Linked DNA regions of Homo sapiens: region 1 is linked to region 2. Evidence: read pairs that join two places in POLR2A ChIA-PET (ENCODE). Cell type or tissue: Panc1. All regions are shown on one strand. Each heading gives the region's core, and the rest is flanking DNA. Links, peaks and the distances in the headings are about the cores only. Region 1 overlaps ZIC5 (Zic family zinc finger 5). Region 2 overlaps CLYBL (citramalyl-CoA lyase).

The links. Peaks named below come from ENCODE experiments on the same cell type or tissue, not always from the same donor. Only the 100,000 strongest peaks of a DNase experiment are listed, where the experiment ranks them.
Region 1: POLR2A ChIA-PET joins it to region 2 with 8 read pairs; 2 of 35 experiments call an interaction of 5 or more read pairs at or near these places.

What each region holds. Positions count from the first base shown.
Region 1 is chr13:99,961,932-99,967,313 of GRCh38, reverse strand. ZIC5 (Zic family zinc finger 5) reads left to right here. Exons shown (of 2, transcript NM_033132.5): 2 at 1,495-4,350. The coding sequence ends at 1,937. Among named protein-coding and RNA genes, the nearest start is that of ZIC5, 7.1 kb to the left of the region's middle. In Panc1, for the core only: no CTCF peak of the experiment used is centred there; no DNase peak of the experiment used is centred there; H3K27ac peaks cover 1,180 bases.
Region 2 is chr13:99,880,463-99,885,844 of GRCh38, reverse strand. The region is part of intron 7 of CLYBL (citramalyl-CoA lyase); the gene reads right to left. The region is part of intron 1 of CLYBL-AS3 (CLYBL antisense RNA 3); the gene reads left to right. Among named protein-coding and RNA genes, the nearest start is that of CLYBL-AS3, 74 kb to the left of the region's middle. In Panc1, for the core only: no CTCF peak of the experiment used is centred there; no DNase peak of the experiment used is centred there.

The DNA of each region.
Region 1 (5,382 bases), core at 227-5,226, 81 kb before region 2:
TAATTCTGTTTTTAAACAGTATTTCCAGGTAGGGAAAGTTAAATTCCAGGCATCTGCCTGAATACTCTCAGATGTGCTAGCATACTCTGCCATGGAAGCAGTTATCGTTGGCGAAATATTTTTTAAAAACTCACTACAGTAAAATATCTGCAGAGGGTGTAAGAAAAGTCACCACAGAAATGTATGTACACTAAGCTGAGGCTTAACAGTTTGTTTTTGAAAACAAGTTATCCAAAACAAAAGAAAATGTCATACCTAGTGTATCACCAGAGTAGCTGCTGAAATATGAGAAATTCAACTTTATTTTTAAATTATTTACCTAAAAGAGGAAAATATTAATTCAATAATATGTATGAAATGACTTGTTTAATTATGGACTCAACTCTATCAAGTTCAGAGATACCAAGGGGAGAGGGAAAATTCAGTTAGACTGTTACCTGCTGTCTTCCTTTTCTTGCTGTTTAACACCAAAATGTAGTGTGGCTGAATTTCTCTAGTTGTCTTATTAAGTATTTCCATTTCCTGGACTAGAGGCCTTGTGTTTAAAGGCGTGTTTGTGGGGTGGTTAGGCCAGCTTAAGGAGGTGACAGCCAAAAGACCCTGGCCTTTTTAAATTTTTTTAAGGTCTTTTTGACTAGTAAGCAATGTAGGGAGCTGTGAGAGTAAGTATACTTATGGCATAAAGTAAAGGTAGGTTCTGCTAAGGCTTGTGGTCTTTATTAATGTATGTTAAAGCTCGATCTGCTGTGCTCTTAACTGCCCTGCAAGTAGTGAGGAAAGCTGTAGAATGCAGAGGTCAACAGCCTGTTCTCTGCCCAGCTAGCCCTGTAAAAATCGAGTGGTGGGAGTATGTTTCACAGGTGCCTCTATTTCTAAAGAAAAACATTGTTTTGTTTTACCTCTTTCCCTTTCCCATCTCCACGTTCTCTCCTGATGCCCCTCTCCTTCAATGAAATCCTGGAGAACACTGAAAGGAAATGCCATTATTATAATTTGACTGTACCCCCCAGTTTACTTTTAATTTAGTGTATGTGTTTGCTTTTTTCTCTTTTTCTTATACGCTTACTTCCGCCTGTGGCTTTGGAAGTATCATTTTGTGTTTATTTTGACAGGAGGATCTCCTGCTTGTGTTTTTGAGTGTACAGACCCTGAGGGGAGTGTGTCTGTCGGGGGAGGGGGTCTGCGGGTCCCAGGTGGGTTTCAGTGTTACATTCTGGCCCTTAGCTCAGCACTAGGGATCTCACCCTGATCCCTCTGGGACTGCAGGGCCTGACAGCCTCTCAGGAGCCCAGGTCCAGGCAAAGCCACCAGGTCAGCAGAATCCAGGCCCATCCCTGAAGCATCCCTTCCCTTTTGTGAATTAGGAAGAAGAATTAGGCTGGGAGTTGGTCTCTGGGAGAATAGGAAAAACACAACCTTGGTTCTGCTTCAAGATTTCTGTCAAGAGAGGGGTCTTGGAAAGCCATTGTTGACCTTTCCTGTGTTTCCTTGCAGGGGAAAAGCCTTTCAAATGTGAATTTGATGGCTGTGACAGGAAGTTTGCCAATAGCAGTGATCGGAAGAAACATTCCCATGTCCACACCAGTGACAAGCCCTACTACTGCAAGATTCGAGGCTGTGACAAATCCTACACTCACCCAAGCTCCCTGAGGAAGCACATGAAGATTCACTGCAAGTCCCCGCCACCTTCTCCAGGACCCCTTGGTTACTCATCAGTGGGGACTCCAGTGGGCGCCCCCTTGTCCCCTGTGCTGGACCCAGCCAGGAGTCACTCCAGCACTCTGTCCCCTCAGGTGACCAACCTCAATGAGTGGTACGTTTGCCAGGCCAGTGGGGCCCCCAGCCACCTCCACACCCCTTCCAGCAACGGAACCACCTCTGAGACTGAAGATGAGGAAATTTACGGGAACCCTGAAGTTGTGCGGACGATACATTAGAATTTATTATTAATAATAATAAGTGAAATAATAAGTGGGAGTCCTTGGACCACATCCTAACCTGAGACAATGCCGAGCCTGAGACAAACCCGTGACTCAGACTTGCCACCGGGTCTAATTAGCCCTATTTATTCAGTATGAAACCCTATGGTGTTTGTACATTTAATTAATTTAATTAAGATATTTGGGCTTTTTTTTTTTTTTTTCTTAAAAAACAAACAAAAAACAACCAAGCTGGACTTGTACATTGCAGGAGGATGGGGCTGGGGGCAAATTGTACCAAGGAAAATGAATGGAGAGATTAGTTAATGGCGATACACACTGCCGATGCAATATATATATATATATATATATACATATATATATATATTATTTTTTTTAAAAGGGGGAGAAAAAGAGCATTAAGTCAGAACTTAACACAGCACCAAGGCCCTCTGCATTTCCCAGAGTGCCTCTCAAATGCCTTTGACACCATACCATGGGCTGCTTTTGAGCCTCCTTGTTGGACCCTAATTCTGCCAAGGCCTCTTGATTGTAAACCACACACCTGCTGCATTGCCAACAGATCCTGTTCCGTACCTGTGTCCAAAAACATTTGTAAAAACCCTTTGAGTTTAATATTTGTAATTTTTAATTTCCACTCTTTTATTACTGATCTTAGCTTAATACAATATTTTTATACAGGATTATTTCTTCAGTATCCTACTGTGTGATTTTAAAAAAAGATGCAGCAACCTTAATATATCTCCATATCTTGTGCTACTGTGATTGTTCAAGCAAAAGTGGAGAGAAGAAAAGCTGCTGCAAAAGACAACTGTGAAACTGTGATATTTTATAAAATAGAAGAAATTCAAGTGCTTTCTTTTTCCTATATGTTTTTTTTTTTTTATCTGAATTCTCAGATACTGCCTCCTAACTGTGTCCAAACTTCTTGTGTAATAAAGAGATTCTGTTTTCGATCCTAAGTTCTTTGGGATGCCAACATTCACAGTCAAGTCTTGAGGAGGTGTGATGATGGCATCATGCCTATTTTTTTGGAAAGCTGTTGTTTTTAAAACAGGCCAACACCTCTTTTATACTGTTGTATCAGCCTTTTAAAAAGTCTATTTTTCAATGCCTGAAACTGCATTTTAATGCATTTTCTTCCACCTGAGCACTGAGCACACCAAACTGGAATCCATTTGAAAATGACAGTGTGTGAAGTGTATGATTTACATTAAAAGAGGGGAGGGAGTTGCCATACATATTAAAAATTTTTAAAAGGTTTATAGTTACCACCAAACACTGATGAATGTGTGACCTTTGCCAGAGCTGTCAAGCTAGGATAAAAAAGGTCAAGGACCTAGGACAATAACTCTTAGTCGATTTATTTTCGGTTGGTACAACACATCTCCTGTGCAAAATGTAGTCCATCAGAAACATCCTACAGATACACTAAAGAGCACTAATTTATCCTTAGAGACCCCGAAGACACCCCCTCCCCAGGGTTTGTAGAAATTTGTTTTGTGTGCTGTGAGTGGTTGATGTAGTCTTGTCATTGTTAATAACTTGTATGTGAACACTATTATTTGTACAGTTGAATTAATTTATTTTCAGACATCATCCTTTTTTTTTTTCTTTCCTGGAAGAGTTCAAAGCACACCAAAGAATTATATTATACATTTTGGTGAAAGATTGTCATTTATGATCCATGGTTTATTTAAAAAAAAAAGGAAAGAAAATGGAAAAATATATTTTTAAGCTTACTTGAATGAACAACGTAATGTGAAAACCAAGACTCTTCCTGCATGTCTTTTTTGCATTGTGTTGATAAGATTATATATAGTTTATAGATATATTATATTACTAGTACAGTGCATGGTGCTGTCACTTGGAAAGCCTTTCAATGTTGTCTTCAGATTGTTGTGATGAATATGAAACATGCAGACCCTCCTTTATAAAGAAAAAGACCTTAAAACTTGAATATGAGATAATTTTACATTTTAAAAGTTTATTTGATTTTCATATTATTCACTTTCAAAGCCCTTTCAAATAGAAAAGGTATGAACTTTTGGGGGGATAATTTATGTATCGTAAACTTATTAGAACAAAATATTCCTGATGTATAATGAGTTGTTTTATTTATACAACTTTTTCAATGGTAGTTTGCACTATTCTTTATTATGCTACAGGTTTATTTATTATGAAACAAAGGAATATGTATTTTATGTATTTTACCATGCATAGGTTAACTCTTTGCCACAGATTTATTGGTTCTTGATACACCTAAAATAAAAAAAAATGTGTACCTCCAATAGAGAGCAAGCAAGAATGATTATGAAGTAACAAATTTAATAAAGGTATTCTTGTTATTATTGCTTATGTTTTACATAATGGCATATCTCTCATACAAATAGAACAGGTTGCTAATGGAGTGAATGTCTTCCCTTGGTCTCTTGATTTCTCAGCCTCTCCCCAAGCAATACAATATTTTTGCAGCCTGGTTTAACTTAACAACTTACAAGCTTATCTAGGAAACACAGATATTTATGAAGACTAAGCCTTGCAGGTTATACTTACAGTAGCATAAATCTTTTGGGTTACTGCATTTATTTGTTAAAATAAGTAATATCCTGATTGATTCTAATCAGTGAAAAGCCAAAAAGTGAATTTTAGCATTTCTTTGGTGCCCAGCCTCCAAAAGGAAAAAAAAGAATAAAGAAAATGTGGAGGAAGGGACGGTGAGGCTTCTAGACAAAAAGAAGGTGAAAGCAAAATCAGTCAGGGGCTGAGATAGGTATTGAATGAAATTGAGTAGTGGGCATCAAATGCCTCTTATGGCGTGGGAGATCAAGATGCAATTTTACTGTAGTTTGTTCTGGAAGTTGAGTGGCTATTGGTAATTTAAGCTCAGCATTTTGGGCCAGGTGTGTTGAACAATTAGATTCTTGCATGGCAGCAAAATATTCAAGTGGCTTAAATGCAGGTGTTTGGCTATGCACATTTACAAGGCTGGATGTTTGCTTGTGTTTTTGTTAGCAGATACAAAACTGATAAAAGTCAGATAGTTAAAAGCAACTGCTAGTAATGTCAATAAGCATTTCTCTGAAAGGTTATAGTGGCTTTTAAAAGTCAGGTTTGTTAAATGTAGTAAAGGTGAAACAGGTTGCAAAGAGTTGTTTTAACTCAGATGACAATAACCAGCACACGAAGGAGAAAAACACTCATAAATGAGGGCCCCAATCAATGGGAAAACTTATAGCTCTCTAATGAAGTTTCTTGTGAAAAGAAGGGTGACACAAAGCCACCAAGACATGAATCATTCATGGGAAATATAAAAGATAAAAGATATCTGACAATGAGCAGAACCTTGTATAGAGTGTATAAAACAAGTTTCCCCTTCTTATTTTCTGCTTTAAAACGCACAATCTCCCACTCCCAGCATTCTCTGTCCAGTCTATAGAGT
Region 2 (5,382 bases), core at 126-5,125:
TCCTCAGGAAAGGCGGAAGATGATGCTCCCGGAGACACTCTCATGGGCACTGTTTCATTCTTCTTTCCTATTTTGCAACTTCTCCCACTTGGAGAGTCCTTAGAAAGGCCCTCGTGTGCCCTTGGTTCCCTCTCAGTTTTGTTGTGACATTCATTTTAAGGATGTCCGTTTGGGTGCCAGGCACCCTCAGCTCAGTGAGGCTTCCCGGCTCCAAAGCTGGCTCCTGGAGCTCTCAGGGACATGGTGCCAGGATGTTTATAGGGAGTGGCACTTTTCTAGTTGGGAGCGTGCTGTTATCTTTCTAAAACAGATCTGATGGAATCATCCACTTGCTTTAACCCTGCCATGGTTTTCTTTGGACTTGCAGAATTAAGTGCAATATCTTCAGTGGAGACCCAAGCCTGCCCATGATGGGACCCTCCCCCCTCAGCCTCATCTCCTGCCAGTCCCCTGAGGCCTGTACCCCAACACACACCACGCTGCAGCTCTGCCGCATGCCCTGTTCTCTCTCTGAAGGCCCTTTCCCTGTCTGGCAAACTCCTCCTGATGCTTCCAGATGTCAAGGTGTCACCTCTGTGAAGTGTTTTGAGGCCTCCTTGGTAGAGCAAATCCCTCTCCACCCTTTCCCTGTACAGCTCTCTGTATAGCCTGTGTTCCCATCTAGTGAGAGTATTTGTTTACATTGCTGTCTTTCACAACACTGTGAGGCCCCTGTGGGGAGGCGCCAGGCCTCACGTACCTTTGACTCCCAGGACCTGGCACCCAGCACCCAGTACCTGCCAGGTACACGGGAGATGCTCTGTGACCGCTGACCTGGTGATGATGGAAAAGGCTGAATGCAAAGCCAAGAGCAGCAATACCGACCTACCTGAATAGAAGGACACAAGTTCGGTAGTTGGTGATTTGGGTCACTCTTTTTCTTTAATTTGGGACCTTAGGGAAGGGACTGTAGTTGTCTGGGCAAAGCTTTGCTGTCACACATCCCTGCTGAATCTTTAAGTCACCTGGAATGTGCAGTGAGGCTTCATCCCAGCTGGTCTCAGGGATATGGGGCTCTGCCTCCCACCCCATCAAACTCTGCAGGATGCCCTGGCCCACACCTGTGCCTATCAGCTCCCTGCATTGACATGGATGCAGAGCCTACTGCATACCTGGCGTGCCACAGGCCCAGGGACTTACGACAGCAGGCAACAAGGCAGATGTGGTCCCTGACCTCACAGGGCTTCCAGTCTAATGGCGGGAAGGACATTAAATAGACAGTGATAGAAATGACTATTACTTAAGAACTAGAACGTTTGCTCCAAAAGCAAGGCACAGGGGAGTTGAAGAGTAACTGATAGGGGACCTAACCTGATCAGGTGGGGCATCCTGTGGGACGTGATGTTTAAACTGACATGTGAAGGGTGAGGAGCAGCTAAGCAGGGGAAAGGGTCAGGAGGAGGGAAGGAAGACAGACCAGGGCACATGATGGCTCTCTCTGGGGCGTGAGCTGGGTGATCGAGGGGACAGTGATAGGAGAAGACAGAATCACCCCAGGTCTCCACAAAGCTTTCCAGCTCTGAGCTCACCCTTTTCCTCTCCTTTATCTGCACATGTCTCTCTGTGCCCCTGATCTGGTAATATTCACTGGTCAGTTGGCCAACACTTGCTGAGCCTCTGGTAGGACACCATGGCTGACTTCAAAACTGGTAATGTCGGGGCCAGTGTGGTAGTGTAATCCCAGCACTCTTGGGCTGAGTGGGGAAGATCGCTTGAGCCTGGTCAAGGCTGCAGTGAGCTGTGATCACACCACTGCACTCCAGCCTGGGTGACAGAGTGAGACCTTTTCACAAAAAGAATTTTCATGTTGGCTTGGGCTCAAGTTAACTCATGCAAATGACTTAACAGTTAAAGGGCAAGTGAGTTTATGATGTTTGTGGTGCTTCAGGGCCAAGGAGCTGCAGAGAGAAGGAGCTATCACAATGGTGCTGGTTTGGCCAGGGAAGGGCTTCAAGGAACAGGTATTTAAAAGTCAGCTTTAGAAGGTCAGGGATGCCAGGAGACAGGAGAGGGGCGTGGGGACTGGAAGGGGACACAGAGAAGTGTGCATGGAGTCGGTTTTCTTTGCTCTGCAGGAGCCTTGTGTCTCTGGTCACCAGTGACATAACAGACACACAAAACTAAGGGGTGTGGTAGGAGACACTGGATCTTTCTGTGGCTCTGTCTATGGCTCAAAAGCTGTCTCCTAGAGCCTGAGGACACGCAGCCTACTCCAGCCTAAATTAAAGCAATCTGGAAGAGAGATGACATTTTAAAATATTGGTTCTGCTATTTTTTTTTTTTTTTTGAGATGGAGTCTAGCCCTGTTGCCCAGGCTGGAGTGCAATGGCATGATCTCGGCTCATTGGAACCTCTGCCTCCCTGGTTCAAACGATTCTCCTGCCTCAGCCTCCTGAGTAGCTGGGATTTCAGGCGCTCGCCACCACACCCAGCTAATTTTTGTATTTTTAGTAGAGATGGGGTTTCACCATGTTGGCCAGGCTGGTCTTCAACTCCTGACCTCATGATCCACCCGCCTCGGCCTCCCAAAGTGCTGGGATTACAGGGGTAAGCCACTGCGCCCGGTCGGTTCTGCTATTTATTAGCTGCTTGACTTTTCTTATGACAAAGCACATAAAGACAGTCTCTATTAGACGAAGCTGGACTGAAACCCGGTGGGGTTCCTGTTCTTGCTACATGCACTGATGGGCCCACGTTTGCTCCTTCCTGGACCCTAAGCAGAGGAAGTTGAACCACCTGTTTCCTTTTCTTCACTCTGGGTGTTTTTCCTCTGTCCAGAGGTGGTCCGAGGATCCAACGATGGGGAAGCTAAGAGCTGGGCTGGGCTGGCCTGGCCTGGCCCGGCCCAGCCCTACTTCCGAGTGGGACAGCATGGATGGATTGTCTGGCACAGCTTTCTGGGCGCCAGGGGAAGGGTAGATCTAGGGGAAAGGATGTCAGTTTCCTTGAGGAGGAAATAGGAAGATTGTCTTGGCAACTATAACCTCTACTCTAGTTAACTATACCCTCAGTAAGCCCTGGAATATTAGTTTCCAAACTGAAAATTGGAGGAGGGTAATTCTATTAGGAAGACCCATTACCCAAAAAAGAGGTTTCATGTGATAGTACTTTATACTATTACAAAATATTCTTTTTTTTTTTGAGACAGGGTCTCACTCCCGTCTCCCAGGCTGGAGTGCAATGGCACGATCACAGCTCATCGTAGCCTTGACTTCCCGGGCTCAGGTGGTCCTCCCACCTCAGCCTCCCCACTAGCTGACTAGCTGGGACTACAGGCATGCCCCACCAAGCCTGGCTAACTTTTTGTATTTTTAGTAGAGATGGGGTTTTGCCCTGTTGTCCAGATTGGTCTTGATCTCCTGATCTCAAGTGATTCACCTGCTGCGGCCTCCCAAAGTGCTGAGATTATAGCTGTGAGCCACCGCGCCTGGCCCAAAACATTTTCAAAGACATTTTCTCACCTATAGTACAGAAGGCATGATTATTTAGTTTTACAGGTGCAAACAATGGGGTTCAGTACTAGTTAATCTTATAAAGGAACTTAAGAGGACGAGACTAGAATCTAAGGCTTTTTACCCCAAATCTCAAATTCTTCTTATTAATCATTGTAACCCAAAGTATGGCTGATAACTGGTATTTGGGATAATTATAAAGTTCTAATACAGCTACATATTTATTTTGTATATACTATGTATTTTAAATTATATTTAATGTAATTTATAAAAATAGCATATCTAAACTATTTCAGAAATATTATTACATAAGATGAGGCTAAAAATACATACAGATAATGTGCAGATAAGCAAATACGTGAAACTGCAATTTTAACAAGAGAATTTGGGCAAAAGTAAACTATAACATTTTTCATCCTGGGCTTCCATTTGAAAGTTCTTACTATAATTTATTACAATACCAGAAATACTAGAATTCAATAATACAATATATGAGTGACATTTTAAGTCTTAAAAACACCTAAAGCAGTTGTTAGGAGGATTGAAGGCAGTGATATTTGGTCCTTGTATAACATCTGAATATCAGTAACCCTTTGTTTTATGGATAAACATCTTTAAAAATTGTAATGAAGGCTGGGCACAGTGGCTCAACGCTTGTAATCACTTTGGGAGACCAAGACGGGAGGATCGCCTAAGCCCAGGAGTTCGAGACCAGCTTGGGCAACATAGTGAGACTCTGTCTTTTCCAAAAAAAAAAAAAAAAATTAACTGGATGTGGTGACACGCACCTGTGGTCCCAGCTACTCGGGAGGCTGAGGTGGAAGGATCACTTGAGCCCAGGAGGTCGAGGCTGAAGTGAGCCATGATCATGCCACTGCACTCCAGCAACAGAGTGAGACCCTGTCTCAATAATTAAATAAATAAACAACTGTCAGGAAGATAGTAAAAGAATATGACTGGAGACTTAGAAAGTATAGAACGTGTTTTTCATCTTTTTACACTTTAAATTGTAGTGATAATTTCATCGGTATTTTAATAATATTTTGAATTGAAATTCAGCAGCCATTCGTTCCTATTGCCAGATAATTTACGGATGCTAATGTATCTCTACATGAAATTTCTGAAAGTTCAACCGAAGTCATTCAACACAGACACCAATTCACATTGTGCTAATCTATGGTTACCTATCATGGAATTCAGACGGAAGACACTCCATGGCCTTTGATGGAGAAGCCCTTTAAATAATTCATAAGAATGTAACAGTGGGAATATCGGGTTTGGGGTGGGATGGGGTGGCATTCATGTTGCACCTGACTGGGAAGCACAGTGAAAAGCCAGACGGGAGCAGCATGCTGAGCAGCTGGGGAAGGCCCCGGAAAGCCCAGGTTCAGAGAGGGTGCTGAGTTTGGGGGTCGTGCAGGAGGTTGGGAGGATTCTGCACCCTGGGCAGTTAGTGGATTCATTTTCCAAGCTCTGAAAGGTGCAGAAGCCTGAAGAAGCTCCTCTTTATCCCTCCCGTCCCTTCCCCTGTAGCTCTCTGGCTGTCACTCAGAGGCCAGGGCCATGAGGGGCACGGAAGGGAGGCCTCTTGTGTTCCTGGGGCAGCTCCACCTGCCAGGTCAGTGATGGTCTGAGCAGGCATGGGGGATCATCTTCTCCACACAGAAACAGGACACTTTCCAGGATGGGCACAGCCTGCTGTGGCTCTCAGTAGCCTGTGGCTGCAATGAAGGGGAATGAAGCTCCCTGGAGAGAAAGGATCTGGCTTTTCTGGGGGTTTCCCTTAGAAGCAGCTTCATGCAGAGGTTAGGGATGTGGACTTTGGGCTCCATTACACCTGACTTTGAATCCAGGAATGCCTTTTCCTAGCTGTGTGATCCACAATGAATAA